2 separate regions of the Homo sapiens genome follow, and region 2 is linked to region 1. Evidence: chromatin loops called from intact Hi-C (ENCODE). Cell type or tissue: lower leg skin. All regions are shown on one strand. Each heading gives the region's core, and the rest is flanking DNA. Links, peaks and the distances in the headings are about the cores only.

What was found. Hi-C counts contacts between places; a loop is a spot of excess contacts. Peaks named below come from ENCODE experiments on the same cell type or tissue, not always from the same donor. Only the 100,000 strongest peaks of a DNase experiment are listed, where the experiment ranks them.
Region 2: a loop joins it to region 1, with 8 times the contacts of the local background. A loop is called at or near these places in 3 of 110 quality-filtered maps.

The regions. Positions count from the first base shown.
Region 1 is chr16:66,144,241-66,147,154 of GRCh38, reverse strand. It overlaps LOC105371316 (a long non-coding RNA gene), which reads right to left. Exons shown (of 3, transcript XR_933684.2): 3 at 556-605. Among named protein-coding and RNA genes, the nearest start is that of CDH5, 220 kb to the left of the region's middle. In lower leg skin, for the core only: no CTCF peak of the experiment used is centred there; a DNase peak (open chromatin) is centred at 1,394.
Region 2 is chr16:66,095,787-66,098,700 of GRCh38, reverse strand. No RefSeq gene overlaps it. Among named protein-coding and RNA genes, the nearest start is that of CDH5, 270 kb to the left of the region's middle. In lower leg skin, for the core only: no CTCF peak of the experiment used is centred there; no DNase peak of the experiment used is centred there.

The DNA.
Region 1 (2,914 bases), core at 180-2,679:
ATGTTAGAAAGTTCGCATTCTTTAACCAGGAAGATGAAATTAGAAACATCTTGAAAAAGCCTTCTTGTTATCAATCATGTCATCTTGAACATGTTTCGAAGCTTGCTGCTGGCATCAAGAATAGATGTTTTATTCAAAAGAATGTATTTAAAGAAAATGACAGCACTTTTCGATTTCAGCTTTTTAAAAACAGGAAATCTTTCAAATCCTCCTGACTGTGAGCATTCCAGCGCCTTGGAAGATGTGTGGAGTGGCTCTAGCCTAGCTGCATAAGGGTGGAGAATTTCCCGAGCCTTTGCAACAGGTGTGGGACAGGAGCCGATCATGATTCAGCAGAAAGTCTTGGTTCTTGTGTGTCTTGAAAAGGTTACTTGCCCTCTCTGGATTTCAGTCTACTTATTTGTAAAATGGAGAGGTTGTGCAAGATTAACGTCAGAGCTCAGGCTGCTATAACAAAAATACAGAATTGGGTAGTTTAGACAATAAACATTTATTTCCTGTAGTTCTGGAGGCTGGGAAGTTCAAGATCAAGGTGCCAACAGATCTGGTGTCTGGTCAGGGTCTGCCTCCTAGTCTGCAGATGGCTGCTTTCTCCTTGTGTCCTCCTATGGAGGAGAGCAGAGAGAAAGATCCCATGTCACCTCCTCTACCCTCATGACCTCATCTAACTCTGATTGCTTCCCAAAGACTCCATCTCCAAATACTCTCATATTGAGGGTTAGGATTTCAACATATGAATTTGGGGGAGACACAAACTTTCAGTCCATAACAATTAATGTCCTCTCGGGATAGAGGAGGGTAGCACTGGGTTCTCAGAGCACCAGGAGAAGGAGGCAGTAGACAACTTCATTCATCATTCAAGTAGATTCTGCACAATTTTCCCTGATATGTGTTTGCTTAAAACAGAAAAGTTGACTGTAAGTTACCCACATTGAATCCACTGACCTTTGTAAAACCTGCCTTGCTCCCAGCATCTTTTCCTGCCCCGGCTCATGTGTATTCCTCCCAGGATGGGGAAGGCAGGATGAGACATTCTCCATTGTTCCTCCAGCTCAGACCTCTGACTTTAGGGGGCTTGCAAAGGTGCAGGTGGCTCCAGGTATCCAGCCATCCCCTTCCAAGAGGGGCAGGATTTATCCCCAACCCCAGCCACACTTCTGTAGTTGCCTCCACTAAGTTCCACAGCACAGTGTGTGTGGTAAGGTAATCCCTGATCCAGGAGAACAACCCCTGGTCCCAGCTCTACCCCACTATCCTTTACAACCTTGGGCAAGTCATTTCCCCTTGTCTGGGCCTCACTCTCCTCATCCATGAAAAGAGAAAGTTGGACAGATCAATCTCCAAGAACTCAGATTTAGGAATCACCCTGGGAGTTTAAAAGATTGTGAGGGCCGGCCGGGCGTGGTGGTTCACACCTGTAATCCCAGCACTTCAGGAGGCTGAGGCGGGTGGATCATGAGGTCAGGAGATCGAGACCATCCTGGCTAACACGGTGAAATCTCATCTCTACTAAAAGTACAAAAAAATTAGCCGGGCATGGTGGCGGGTGCCTGTAGTCCCAGCTACTCGGGAGGCTGAGGCAGGAGAATGGCATCAACCCCAGAGGCAGGGCTCGCAGTGAGCAGAGATCTCGCCACTGCACTCCAGCCAGGGCGACAGAGCGAGACTCCGTCTCAAAAACAAACAAACAAGATTGTGAGGGCCTGGATGTGTTTCTACAAAGCAAATAGAACTCGATCTATTTCCCTAAAACCCAGATCTCATGGGAGCAGTGCTTTCCTTATCGCAGACAGTTTAGAATCTGTGCATCTGTCAAATGAATCCAGAAAACGGAGATGCAGTCCTTCAGGTCCAGGCCTCTGGCCACCACCCAAGGCCATTCCAGGGGCAAGAACATTCAAAACTTTTTCACCCTCCCATGGTCCTGAAGAATAAATACCAGAGTCCACAAATGCCACTCAATTGGCATTCAATGATCCTAGAGTATTGGACATAGAACAAACATCAAATACCTCCCCAGAGGGAGGAATTCACTGGCTGGTGGTCATCACAGGTGTTGCCAGCGGTGGGACTAACACCCAGGGATCCCAGCTCCCTCTCCAGGGTGCTCTCTACAACCTGAAATTTGCTTTTTGTTGAAGAACGTTAACACAATTCCCTGAAATGCACAACTTAATTTTGAATTCTTTCTCTTCTTGATGCATAAATATAAAGTCATAGTTTGTAAAAATACATAAACACCGAAACTACACTTCAAGCCATATGCTGCTAACCACACCCATCTGCCACCCCAAATTTCCAACATGACTGACTGTCAAAAACTCATCATGGGCAGCTTGCCAAACACTTCACAGCCAAACCTTGTTGACAATTAATAATGTTAAGGGTGTCTATGACATCCCATATTAGTCAAATGGATTGATTTATGACAAACCTGTCTCCTCCACCCTACCCTATTTAAAAACGGAAGGCATGGGATTGAGTTACTAAGAGTTGCAGCCAGGATAGAGATGATTAGGACAAATTCTTGCTCCTAAGAGCCCAGTCTGGCAGGACAGAGATGCCTTGCAAGCAAGATTTGATAATATCAGACAGACTAAGAAAATTCACAAAGTGCTCCTGGGCCTCAGCAGAGCACGAAGCACTGCTGGCAGGCAGATTGTGAGGAGGGGGGAGAGGCATCCGAACCAGCCACGGAAAAGAGGAAAGATTTAGGCCCAAGTAGGTGTATGACTTGAGGCCCAAAGGCGAGAATGCACAGTGGACATTCGAGGAACAGTGGGTGCAAGTGGAGCTAAGATTGGAAATGGCTGATGGAAGTCCAACTTTAAGGGTCTTAAATGCCAGGGCAATGACTTTAGCCCTCACTGAAGAAGCAACCAAGGTACTATCATAAAGGCAATTGACAAAGAGG
Region 2 (2,914 bases), core at 113-2,612, 48 kb after region 1:
TTGGCCATCACCCAGTCAGCTGAGTCTCTTTCACATACTCACAGTATTGCCATTATTATCTCAAATGACAAATAATTTATTTTTACGTTTATTTCCCAGCACTCCCACCTAGCTGTGAGGTGCATGAAGACAGAGTCTATGGCGTCTTGCACAGCTGGAGGAGAGTAGGCTGACAATAATTCATTATCTGTTGAAATCATCTCTATTTTCTTGCTTAACACTAACAGTCACCTTATACATTTTTAAAATACAACTTAAATTTAGTTTTGCCCAGAGACGGTGGATGTTGGGTTGGAACCCAGGCTCTAGTGGACTCTGATGAGTTCTAGGGAAGAGTCTGTGAGTTTTATCAAAGCACAGCTGCACTGCTGCTGTGAGAAAACGCTGGTGAAGCCTCTCAGTCTCATATTTTGTAGAGGAAATTTGGGTGCACAATCCAGTAAACTGATTATAGATAAGATATTTTTCATCAAAGGCATGCTGACATAGGCTGGGAGGTGTTGGCAACACACATATCACCTGATTTAGTCAGACGAAGTCCCCTGTCTGAAGAGACAATGGTTGAAAATTCAACCTGGATATTATTGCAGCGAGGGAGGCTATTTTCAAAAGAAGTTTTTTAGAAACTTATTTTAAGCTAAAAAGCAGACTGAGATAAGGGCTCGGTTGGTGAGGAGGCTGTGTGTAAAGCATGCATCTGCTGTGGTTTCAGGAGGGGCGATGGAGACGCTCCTGAAGCCGACGGGCAGGGGGAGGCTGGTGGGAGGATGAGTGATGTCAGTCAGGGCTCTGTTGGAGGATGCTTGGAAAGCACAAAGAAGTGCTTGACAAGTTACAGGGAAAGAAAAAAAATACAGCTAGAGAAGACTGGCTGCCAGGCACCAGGAAGAAAGTGGGAGAAGAGAAAGGGACAGGGAAGGAAGGTGCTTGTGAGACATCTCCTATTTGGTCAGGAGTGGGGTACATCACCTCTGGGCTCACACCAAGGGTGGTGCAGAGGGGAAGAGGCAGCCTGTTGGAGGGTCCAGGGCAGTGCCTCTTGGTTCCAACCACCTGCCTCTGGACCCATTTCCTGACCACTCCCTGCCCTAGCCCTCCTCACCTTCACCTGTCCTGCAGCCCACAGCCCTAAGCTGTTCATGTACCATCCAGACTTTTGCAAAAATCTCTTAAATGATTACCTTACTGCTTTGTCTCTTTCCAACACTCCATCTTCCAGCTGCTGCCCAGAGTGAGCTACCTTTCAAAGCAATCAATATGATCTCATCATTCCTCCACTGAAAAAGCTTCAATCCTCATCACCTCTGGGAAGTTTCTTTGGGGTGGCATTCAAGGCTGTTCACAAGCTGCTTCATGGGGATCTTTCTTTTCCTCATCTCCAACCACATTACCCCATTCTGTGCTTCTTTCCTTTCTGGCTTCTTTGGTGATTTTTTTTCTCAGATCTATATGCTTCCGTATAAGTGATTCTATCTTCCTGGAATTTCCTTCACCCCCTTGTCCCCTTAAAAAATTCCCCCTTATCCATCAAAGCCCAGTTCAAGTACCCCCTACTTTATGGACATTTCCTTGTTCATATTTTATTTTCTTTTTTGATTCTAAAAAATTTATTATTTATTACTATCTTTCTTAGTGATGTGCTCTTGCTATGTTTGCTAGGCTGGCCTCAAACTTCTGCCCTCAAGTGATCCTCTCATCTTAGCCTCCCAAAGTGTTGGGATTACGTGTATGAGCCAACACACCTGGCTCCTGTTTCCATTTTAACAAGAGAAGTGGTTGTGTTAAAGGAATGAAGATCTAACCACACCCTGGGGCACAAGGTGAAGAGAAGTTTGTTGAAGGTGTAGTAAAGGAAGGAAACTGACATAGAGTACCTACAGTGTGCTGGGAATTAACAGACCTAATCACCTTTGGACATTTCAAGGAGTCTAAGAAGTAGGGAAAACTGAGCCCAGGGTGGTACAGTGGCTTGCCTGAGGTCTCCCAGCTAGTATGAGGCAGATCTGGGACTAGAACCCACGTCTTCTGGACTCCAGTGCCCATAGTATTAACTGGCAGTGTCCTCAGCAGCCCTGAAATTAGAGCATGGAGACACAGCTCATTCTTCCAGTGAGGATGGCCCTGTTTGTTGTCTGTAGCTGGAAATGAGGAATCCGAGGCCCAAAATTGTCCTGAATCACCCTTCAGTATTGCAAGACACCGTTAGTGTAGTTAAGAGACAGAGATAATTTAACAAAACATTTTTACCTCTAGGGTTGGAAGATGACACATTTCTTGGTCAAATTCCAGGTGGCCAGAAGCTTCTGACATTTGAACCACCTGGTCACTGAGTACTCTGGGTAAAGATGGGCTCATGCACCTGCAGCTCAGGAATGAGATGGCTTGCCCCCTCTGTGGAGGCCTTCACACTATATTCCTCCTCTCCCCTTTTATCCTGGATGGCTCTCACCTCTTTTTCAAGCATCAGTTTACACATCACTTTCTTGGGGATAACCTCCCTGAATTTAGATCCCCCTCATGCACTCTATTGTCTCCTCCATGGCACTTGTATCACTCAATTGGAGTTGCATTTGGAAGCAAACTAGAAGTGTTGTTTGCTTAATTGCTGCCTTCCTTGTTGCACTGTGAGGGTCATGAGGAGAGGAACTGTGCTATTGTTGCCATAATTTTTTGGCTCACTGCTGTATCTTCAGCCCCTTCTTTGTGCCTGGCACATGACAGTCAACAAATCTTTGTGGACTGCAGTGAAGAGCACATATTAGATGCTCAATGCCTTCTTGTTGAATAAAAGAAGGACAGAGTGGGTGGTTCTGCTGAATCTCTGCCACTGGGGGGCAGAATCAAGAGAAGGCTCCTGAAAAACCCATTCCCAGGATGCTGAAGTCAAGGAGGGGCTCTTTTCTCTTGAGGAAGT